Regions from separate parts of the Homo sapiens genome. Here region 1 is linked to region 2. A link is an interaction called in ENCODE POLR2A ChIA-PET data of the cell type or tissue named here. Cell type or tissue: GM12878. All regions are shown on one strand. Each heading gives the region's core, and the rest is flanking DNA. Links, peaks and the distances in the headings are about the cores only.

Evidence for each region. Peaks named below come from ENCODE experiments on the same cell type or tissue, not always from the same donor. Only the 100,000 strongest peaks of a DNase experiment are listed, where the experiment ranks them.
Region 1: POLR2A ChIA-PET joins it to region 2 with 5 read pairs; 1 of 35 experiments calls an interaction of 5 or more read pairs at or near these places.

The regions. Positions count from the first base shown.
Region 1 is chr3:119,406,046-119,411,428 of GRCh38, forward strand. ARHGAP31 (Rho GTPase activating protein 31) reads left to right here. Exons shown (of 12, transcript NM_020754.4): 11 at 3,451-3,731. LOC124906273 (a long non-coding RNA gene) reads right to left here and starts at 3,482. Exons shown (of 2, transcript XR_007096027.1): 1 at 1-3,482. In GM12878, for the core only: no CTCF peak of the experiment used is centred there; a DNase peak (open chromatin) is centred at 2,655; H3K27ac peaks cover 792 bases.
Region 2 is chr3:118,811,203-118,816,585 of GRCh38, forward strand. No RefSeq gene overlaps it. Among named protein-coding and RNA genes, the nearest start is that of IGSF11-AS1, 130 kb to the right of the region's middle. RefSeq lists an enhancer at 2,488-2,547. In GM12878, for the core only: no CTCF peak of the experiment used is centred there; a DNase peak (open chromatin) is centred at 2,409; H3K27ac peaks cover 247 bases.

The sequences.
Region 1 (5,383 bases), core at 297-5,296, 600 kb after region 2:
TCACTGGGAGGACCAAAGCAGGGGAGAACAAGGCCTGTTAGGGGAGTGTGAGAAGAGAGGACATGTGGCTGGGCCACAGTGAGATGGGCTTTGCATGCCATAATGGAGGCAATAGGGAGCCATTGAGGGTTTTCAGCAAGGGAGTGAGTGATAGGTACAAACTCATGGTTAGCACGGGCCCTTCCTTCACACCTCAAACAGGAGTCCATATTAATGGTCATGGTCAATGGAAAGAAGCTCTACAAAAAGGGACACTGGCAAGTTCCTCCAACTACTAGATTTAGAAGAATGTTAAAAAATATATATTTAAAAATTATGGATGCATTTACCCTTTCACCCAAAAGTTTCACTCCTAAGAATTTATCCTAAATAAATGGTTGCATAAATACAAAATGATGTTTGCACGTCATGGCATTATTTGTAATAGCAAAGGACTGGAAACAACCCAAATGCCCCGCTTTAGGGGTCTGGTTGAATAACTAGGGTGCATCCACACAGTGAAGTTCTATAGAGTCCATAGCTTTGTGAGCCTTGCACCACATTCCCCCAAACTCCAGCGAATCTGTCGGGGACAGTTTCTGTGCACATGAAAGGCACCTATCTCAGATGTCTGCCTTGCGTTTCTGGTTTTCTGCCTCAGAGCATTTTATGAAGGGATTGGCTCACTCAGCCTTTGCGTGGGACAGCCCAGAAGCATGGAGAATTAACTGGGGTAGCTCTCAAGTAATACAAGCCAGGAATCAGTGGATAAATGACACACCTTCTCATTGTTTGGAGGGATTGTTGTAAGACACATTCTACATAGTGCTTCTTAGGGTTACCAGGGATTGAGTCCCAGTTGCTGAAAATGGGAATGAACTCAACAAAATACTCTTTATTGACTTTTCCTCCGTCCCTCTCACTTTCTCATTTCTTCTTCCTGGGACCACTTTCTAAATAAGCCACCTGCTACTAGGACCCTATTTCAGGATCTGCTTTGAAGGAAACCCAAATGAGGCCACATCATAAAGAATGATCATGCTGGGCGCGATGGCTCACATCTGTAATCCCAGCACTTTGGGAGGCCGGGGTAGGCAGATCACCTGAGGTCAGGGGTTTGAGACCAGCCTGGCAAACATGATGAAACCCCGTCTCTACTAAAAAATACAAAAATTAGACAGGTGCAGTGGCAGGCACCTGTAGTCCCAGCTACTAGGGAAGTTGAGGCAGGAGAATCACTTGAACCCAGGAGGCAGAGATTGCAGCAAGCTGAGATCGCACCACTGCACTCCAGCCTGGGCGACAGAGCAAGACTCCATCTCGAAAAAAAAAAAGAAAGAAAGAAAAAAAAAATAAAGAAAAAAAGAAAAAAAAATGACTGATCTCCCTCTCTACTAACATGGCATGGGCTTGGTTCAAGATATGTTAAGTGAGAAAATGTAAAGCAAACAACAATCTGTATCACATAGTGTATTTTGTGTACTAAGGATGGGAAACAAAAATATATGCAAGTATCTGTTTACATATGCAAAAATAAACTCTGGCAGAATAAACCAATAAGCTAATAAAAGTAGTTATCTATAAGAGACAGTGGGAGTGTGGAACAAACCAGAAGCAACAGGGATGAACACATGGTGGGTGACCAAGGAGAGGTTGGTCTGGGAAGCCTTGAAAGAGGTGTTGTTAGGTTTGTCTTGAAGAATGGGTTAGATTGCAACCAACCACAGGGAGGACCAGAGCAGAAGAGTGCAAGGCCTGGCAGGGGGACTGGTAGAGTAGCAGACATGTGGCTGGGCCAGCAAGAAGGGGCCTTTTTATATACAGTGGGCCCTCGACAGTCAAAGGTTCCACATCCATGGATTGAACCAATCACAGATCAAAATTCTCCAGAATAAAAAATTGCATCTGTACTAAACATGTACAGATTTTATTCTTGCCATTATTTCTTAAACAATACAGTATAACAGCTATTTGCATGGCATTTACAGTGTATTACATATTACAAGCAACCTAGAGATAAGCAACCTAGAGATAAGCAACCTAGAGATAATATTACATATTATATAAGCAACCTAGAAAACAAAAAGATGTGCATAGGTTATATGCAAATACTATGTATGCCATTTTATATCAGGGACTTGAGCACACATGGATTTTGGTATTGGGGGGAGGTCCTGGAACCAGTCGCCCCATGGATACCAAGGAATGACCTGTAGTTTTAACTTTTGAACTCTGTAAATATTTTACATATTCAAAGATAAAACTGAATTTCAGGAAATAAGCCTGCAAAGTGATGGGCAAAAGGAAATACCACTATTGTGAATTCTGAAGCATTTTAGTTCAGACATCAGAATGCTGTCACTAGATCTGAGTTGCTGGGCTGGCCTTGCGGTGAGACACCTCAGAGTGAAGACACCAGTGTAAACAATGGCAATGAGTGGTTTGGTCTTAACCAATCTTAACCAACAAACTTTTCTGAGCTTGTGCTGTGTGCCAGACACTGCTATATGCTTTGTCTCCATTGTCTACTTTATCCTCACATCAGCCCTGAAAAGCAAGTCTTATGATGCCTTTGTACCAAGATTACAAGATTCATTGAGAAATTAGCATTTGAACCCAGGTTTCTTTAATACCACTGTAAATGGTAATTTTTCTTAAGGGCCTGCTATGTGCCGAGCACAGTCCTGGGTACTCACTCAGTCTTTAATCCAGAGTGTGGAAACAGCTTTATGCAAAGAAATGGGGCTTTCCTTCATGCAAAGCAATAGAGGCCAAACTTGAGATCTGCCTGCTTCTTCCTGATCTCGTAGATGTTTAAGAACAGAACTTAATCACTTTGGATAGATCCAAATTGACAGGAGATAACCCCTGGGAAGAGTCACACAGGAAGCTGTTAATCATAATTATAAGAAGCAAGATGTGAATAATAGATTTTTGTAACCTTGGGCACCTAGATAGACTTCTCGAAGTCTGACTAGTTATTTGAGAAGTCAGAGACTGGGCTAGAGCACGGTGTCTCAACTTCAGCACTACTGACATTTTAGACTGGATAAGTCTTTGTTGTGGGGCAGGTTCTGTGCAGTGGAGGATATTTAGCAGCATCCATGGCTTCTAACCACTACATGCCAGTAGCATTCACCCCTCCCCAATGTTGTGGCAACCAAAAAAATGTCTCCAGACATTGCCAAATGTCCACTGGAAGAAGAAAACGGTAGGAGCAAGATGGTCCCTGGTTGAGAACCACCGGACTAGGTGATCTTTGAGGTCCCTTCCTTCTTTGACAATCTGTAACTCTGGGAACTCAGGCCAGGACATTGCTAGGATAAAAGAGTAAATGCAAGGGGCGGTGAGCTGAGGGAATTCCCTCCATCCTTCTGAAACAGGGCCAGGAGACAGGACAGTGACTGTGTTGGGAAGAGTCTCTCTTGAAATGAAGTCTCCTTTAACTGATAACTCTCATTTTCACTGCAGCTTCTGTACCTAAGAAGGCAGGTCTTGAGGATGCCAAGGCAGTACCTGAAGCACCGGGGACAGTGGAATGCAGCAAAGGCCTGTCCCAGGAGCCAGGCGCCCACCTGGAGGAGAAGAAAACCCCAGAAAGCTCCTTGAGCTCTCAACATTTAAATGAATTAGAGAAGAGGCCAAATCCGGAGAAGGTGGTGGAGGAGGGACGAGAGGCTGGTGAGATGGAGTCCAGCACCCTGCAGGAGAGCCCCAGGGCCAGAGCCGAAGCTGTGCTTCTCCATGAGATGGTAAAGTGCATTCTCCACCTGCTCCAGCCAGGTGGAGTTATTTTTTCCCAAGGGCTCTTGGTACAATTTAAAGTAAATTGAAAAAAAATTTTTTTTTGAAAAATCAGTTTCTGCCAAAGGGACTTTAAGAGACAAACTTGTAATGAAGGTCTGAGATTTGTTTTGCAGTGGACTTTTCAGAAGTCCTGCAGTGATGGGGAGGAAACATCCTGTTCAGATTCCCTAATACAGACTCAACTCTAAATATTCCTGACCTGAGGTCACCATAAGCCAGTAACATGTCTTTGGAATGTAATGACATTCAATCCCAGAAGCAGCACAAGACCTGCTTGTCATACCCCAGTCCCAAATATCATGATCAGTCACAGAGTCCAGCCTTCTTCTTCTGGACATCCTGGATGGGCAGTTGTCTACACTTATTTCCAAAACAATAAATATTTCCAGGATCCATTCTTTCCTTCCGTGGGCTCTGGAGAAGTTAAAATACAATGCTGGAGCTGACTAAACCTTGTCTACTTTTTAGAGGTGGAATTTTCCAAGAAGGTTTTTATGGGATGTCCTTCAATAGAAAGTGTGAGGAGGTTTTCCAGGGATACCCAAGGAGGAGTCCTGCATTTGAGAGGCAGCTCTGTGACCAGAGGAGGGCACCAGAAAGGAGGATGCCTTTGAACTTGCTTCCAGAGTCTTGATTTTCAGGACGTGCACAAAAGAACCATGTGCTGGGAGTTAGGGCAGAGTGGAGTGCCATGGAGGCCTCAGGATGGCTGAGCTAGGGTCTCTATAAGATATATTGGCATTTGTTGAAGGGGAAAGATGAAGAGATTCATATGGGGATTGATTGAATTATTACAGGGAGGACCCTGTAGGAATGAATGGCATTGCTTTGAGAAGCAGGTAAAGTTAGTGCTGGAAAGAGAACCGGGTGGATTCAAGGGAACAAGTAAAGGCATCAGTTCATTCATTCATTCAAAACATGTATTTAACATGAACTTTGTGCCAGGCACTGGCATCACTGTAGTGAACAAGGCTTTAACCATCCCTGCCTTCTTGGAGCTAACAGCCTAGTTGGGAAAAGATTGAACAAGTAATTCCTGGGGTGCTATGGAAGCATGGAGTGCATGGGAGCACATAGCAAGAGGACCCAACCTAGTCAGAGGGAGGAGGCATGCCACAAGGGTCGGGGAAAGCTTCTCTGTAGAGTGCATATTCAGGCAGATAACTTAGATGGAAGAAAGGGGCAGTGGGTGGACTAGGAAAGGAGAGACCTCCAGGCAGAAAGAATAAGATGTGCCATGAATCCAAGGTAGAAAAGAGCATTCCCATTCAAGGAATGGGAGCAAGGCTGGGATAGCTGGGCTGGAGAAAGTGAGACTCAGGGGGATGCAGGAGCCAGGACTTCTTGGAAGGGATTTGGGGTTTAACCTAAGGGCAATGGGAAAGCATATGAGGTGTTCAGAATTTTGTCTTTAATGGGTCATTCTATTCTGTGTGGAGAATGGCTTGAAGAAAGGAGGCACGAATGCATCAGGAGGGGAGTATGTGGTAAGCCAGGAGAGAAAAGCTGGAGGTGTAGACTAGTGTGGGGCCATGGGGATAGAAATGAAGGGCTACAATCACTATTTAGAAGGTAGAATGGACAGGACTTGTTGAAG
Region 2 (5,383 bases), core at 98-5,097:
TAGCCCGAGAATCAAATATTCAATGCATGATTTTGGAAATTGTTTAATAATAACTTGAAATAATTACTTTTATTTGGCTTTCTTTTTATACATGCAAGAAATTAAATGTTCTAGTAAGTCAAAGAAACACAGCTGAAAAATAGCAAAAGGCATGTTGGATAGAAATGACAGAAACCACAGTTATCCGATCTGGATCAAAAATATTAAACAAAGAAAAAATACTCATTATTCTGTCAGCTTTAAGACATTTTCAGCTTGTTCAAACTGGAACACGTCCCCCTGTGGTCTTGTAAAACTCAGTGAATTGGAGTAAAGCAATGTAAGCGGTAGCTTCATCTTCAAAGATGCCATGTAAAATATACATATTAACAAGCAGGGTTGGTTTTTTTTCCTTTTGTTCTTACCCCTTCTGTTTGTTTCTCTGCTCTGTTCCAAGTACTGGCATTTCTTAGTAGTGTAAATATCCACTAGAGTTTACATTTTCCTTCATCCACAATCATCTCCCAACCTTGAAGTTTTCACCACTGCCCTCTTGGGTTCCTCCAGCGGGGACTGAACTTCCAGAGCCAATAAATTTTTCGAACCTACATCTCTTTCCTCAAAGACAGTACCTGGTAAATAATGCCCAGGTTAAACTGCTTATATTTAAAAAAGCAAATAAGCCAAAAAGGCATGTTTGTGGGTGTGTGTCTTCATGATTCTCTCTGTAAATTTTTATTGAATAACTGATTAGACCACAAACAAGCAGAGTCGTAGATCTGAAACAAGGATCTAATGTATAAATTCAAGATTTTACATACACATTTCAAAACTGGAGAGTTACATACACATTTCAAAATTTGGGAGTTCCACTACACCATACTATTCCCATTTTGGTGGATTGCTGTAGATAAGATTCGGGATTCCATTCATCTCATCCTGACCACACACCATCCTTTGCAAAGGGTAGGTGGATGGAGTCAGGAAGCAGGACAAATGTGAAATAAGAGATAGAAGTCCTGGTGATGTCAGCTCTTTGAATTTTAGCTTCCCTTTTCCTTCCCACCTATGGCTATTGAGGTATGTCTCTCTAAAGGTAAAGTAGCCGTCAAGGGAGTGGTGACACTCAGTATTTCATCCTTTAGAGTACAAATTAGCAACCATTTTTGGAGACTCCAAAAATTATGAAAATCTGTATCTCCAGCATTTAGTACAGTGTCTGGTACATTGGAGACCCCCAAAATAATGCCTGTTTAAAATAAAAAGGAAACATGCTGAGAGGCCAGAGGGAGCAGACAACCAAGATGTTGGAACCTAGGAAATGGACAAACCCACCAGAGTGGGGCAGTGGACCAAGCTTTTAGAATTCGACAGCAGAAGTGTATGCAGGTGTTGTGAGCATCATAAGAGTTTGGCATGGGCCACCAGCAGTCAGACAGGGGTCAGGCCTGAAAAAGACTCACTGCAGCTAGAGGCTGCCTCATGGTGTCTGAGCACCCGGGATAAGACTCCAGGAACTAGGTAAGCACCCTGCTGTGTAGGCCAGGACTTGGAGTAAAGCTCTCATTGTACAGCTGCTGAAAGAAAAGATAGTGTTCCTTAAATCTCCCTGCCTTTCCTGGAAACATAATTGGCCCTTGAGACCAAAGTGGAGCTGAACCTAAAACAACCATATTAACAATAAATACTGATATGGTAGTCACTGTGCTGGGTACTATTAAATATATTCACCCTATGAGGTGGGCACTATTATTAATCACCTCCATTTTACAGATGAGGAAATGGAGGCACAGAGCCCTTCAGTGCTTGCCCAAGGTCATGCAGCTAATAAATGGCACAGCAGGAATGTGAACCTAGGCAGCCTGGTGCCAGAGCCCATGTTCTTCACACCACATCTGCTTCCTTGTAGGACCCCTGGCTGGGGGATGCTGATGGGGGTGGTCAGAAAGCCTTCTGTACTTTCTTTTTTGTGTGTGGAGACGGAGTCTGGCTCTGTCGCCTAGGCTGGAGTGCAGTGGCGCGATCTCGGCTCACTGCAAGCTCAGCCTCCCGGGTTCACGCCATTCTCCTGCCTCAGCCTCCCGAGTAGCTGGGACTACAGGTGCCCGCCACCACGCCCGGCTAATTTTTTGTATTTTTAGTAGAGACGGGGTTTCACCGTGGTCTCAATCTCCTGACCTCGTGATCCGCCTGCCTCGGCCTCCCAAAGTGCTGGGATTACAGGCGTGAGCCACCGCGCCCAGCCTGTACTTTCTAAGCAGTTTCAATGAATCCAATTGCCTATACGGAGAATTCCTTGATGAGAACCACACTTTCAGATGTGCAGAATTAGAAAGCAGTGGAGCACAGAACCAAAGACTCATACGCAGGACTGCACAACCCTATAAGAACAATTCAGCAGGGAAAAAGCCCCAAAGGACCTGAGGTTTGCTCATGCAGTGAATTTAAAATTTGCGCATTATGACTCAGATGTGAAGAAATGGAGCTTAATTCCCCATACTCTCGAGCCCCCATTTCCATTTGCCTGCCCCTATAAAGCCACCAATCAATCACTTGTGGTTTAAAACAGTCTCCTTCAGGTGGATGTTCAGGGCCGTCAGGGGTATCCCCTTTATTGTTCTCCCTCCCTTCCCCCAGAGGGTGGACTTAGCTATTGTCCTAACCCTGGGGAAAGGAGTTCTGGGTGAGGAGTCCTGCCCCACTTACTCCTGGGGAAAAGCTTCTTTAGCCTGTCAATATTTCAATTAAAATTAAATAAATGAAAAATCAGTTTCTCAGTCACACTGGCCACATTTTAAGTGCTTTATAGCCACGTGTGGCTAATGGCTACCAGAATTGAATAGTACAGACATAGAACAATTTGTGTCATCACAGAATATTCTATTGGACAACACTGTGTGTGTGTGTGTGTGTGTGTGTGTGTGTCTGGGTGTCTGGGTGTCTGGGTGTTATGTGTGTATTCTTGTCTATCTATAGTTTAGTTTCTTTTGAAAATAACAGACACACAATAAAACACATTTATAACAAGACGTTCAAAAGTCAAGTTAGAGATCCATGGTTTGCAGAACCAGGTTCTTCCAACTGGTCACAGTGGGATCTTTGAGCAAGCTACCTAGCCTCCCTGAGTCTGCTTCCTTGTCTTTAAAATAGAGAATAACACCAGTGCCACAAACCTCACAAGTGGTTGTAGGATCACACGAGATAATGCATCTAGAAGTACTTTCAAATTTTTTAGACAAAATTTAAATTTATCTAGTGCTATTCCTATTCTAATAAAGAATTACTATTGTATTTTAAAAGGAAAAAAGCTTGTAGCAGAACCCAGACTCATTATATCTCAGGTGCTAAAGGAATTTGCATCTGTATTTCAGAGCTACTCTGTTAGTATGATAAAATCACAAAGAACAGACATTGTATAAGAAGACTGAATATGGAATAACTCTTAAGTTTTTAAAAGGAAGAAAAAAATGGTTCTACTAAACTATAGAACAACACATTACTTATCAATTCTCAGAAAATTTAGTGCATACTTTATAAAAAATGATTTCAAAATATTCAAGACACAATGTATTTGTTAGACTTACTTAATAGGCTATTCATCTGCAGACCAAATAATTTAAAAAATAAAAAATAAAAATAAAGGCAAAAAAGAATTACTCACTAAGCTAAAAAACTTTAGGGAAATTGCAAACATAGTATGCCTTGATTTAAGCAAGATATTTAATACCCTCCAATATACCCTTATTGTTTGAATGGTGAGATGGGGACTGTATTAGTCCATTTTGCATTGTTATAAAGACCAAGACCTGAGACCAAGTAGTTTATAAATAAAAGAGGTTTATTTGGCTCATGGCTCTGCAGGCTATGCAAGCACAGCACCAGCATCTGCTTGGCTTCTGGTGAGGCCTCAGAAAACATTTGCTCACGGTGAAAGGTTAACAGGGAGCAGGCATGTCACACAGCAAGAGGGAACAGGAGAGAGAAGGGAAATGCCACACTTTTTAAACAATCAATTCTCACATAAACTAATTAAACGAGAACTCACTTATTACCAAGGGGATGGCACCAAGCCATTCATGAAGGATCCACCTCCATGACCCAGACTCCTCCTACCAGGCCCCACCTCCAATACTGAGGATCACATTTCAACATGAGATTTGGAGGAGACAAACGTCCAAGCTATATCAGAGACTAACGGCATGATTAGGTCTACTCATGTGTGTTTGAAAAATTACCCCAAGGTAGTATTAATTTTGTGTTCAAAGTTAGCTTGAAAGGGACTCTGGAGACTATTGTCCTTGGACTATTTATTTTGCATATTTTGACAAGAATGGATGCTCTCAAGGGAAGTCTTTGCATATGACAACAACATATAGCAATTCACTTAAGCTTCAGCAGAGCTGGCCTTTGAAGGGACACTCTCCAGATGGGTAGGGCAGGCATTCACCTCCATCTTGTTTAGCCTCACCTGTACATTCTCCTTGGGATGACTTTCCGTAATCCCCAAGTCCGCCATCACACCACACCCCAGCTCCCAGGATTACTTTTCTATGATGGCAATAAGACAAAGAACAGCTGGCAATGGGAAACAGACCACTGAGCAATGTAATGGAAGCCTACTACTGCTTTCCTCATAGTGGGAGACCACCAGTGTGGTAAGAGCACACAGACATACACACACACCCACAAATTAGTACCAGGACATTGTGTCCTGTTAAACTTACTACAACCATGCAAAGATCGATATTATTAACCCTACGTTAGAATTAAGGGAACTGATCATCAGAATGGTTAAGTAAATTGCTTAGGGCCACAGGGTCACCAGGCAGCACAACTGGGATTCCTGCCCTGGGTCTCCTAACTCCCAAGCTTCTAGTCTTTCCTCTACCGCACATCTGAACACAGCCGGGGACTGTCTTCACTCCCCACAATGCACCACTCTCTCTTTGTCCTTTCTCTGCCTTCCTCTTCTCTTTCTCTCATTCCCACTTTCTTTCCTTTTTTATTATCTGCTCTTTGAATTATTCCATGCCTCATACCTATTCAGGTTTAGGCAGGTTTTGTGCCACTAGATTTCTTAAGGAGAGGCTATGGGCTGATCCCTGCCTTAGAAAATAATGTTCATGTTCCTCCAAGAGCAAAACTGCTAGGTATCCCAAATACAGTTGGAAATGACCCAAATTTTAGTGTTTGTTCCATTTTCAACTCCATTGGGACAAACAATTGTCCTATATTTAAAACTGGAACTAGGGTGTGGAGGGTGTATATGTGTGTGTGAGTGAGAGAAAGAAAGAGAGAACATGCAAAAACCTCATTTCCTGATTTTATCATGGAAATTGCCAGGTCAATCATATTTTGTTCAATCAGCATTCACAAAGCATGACCTCTCTCACCCAACACACAC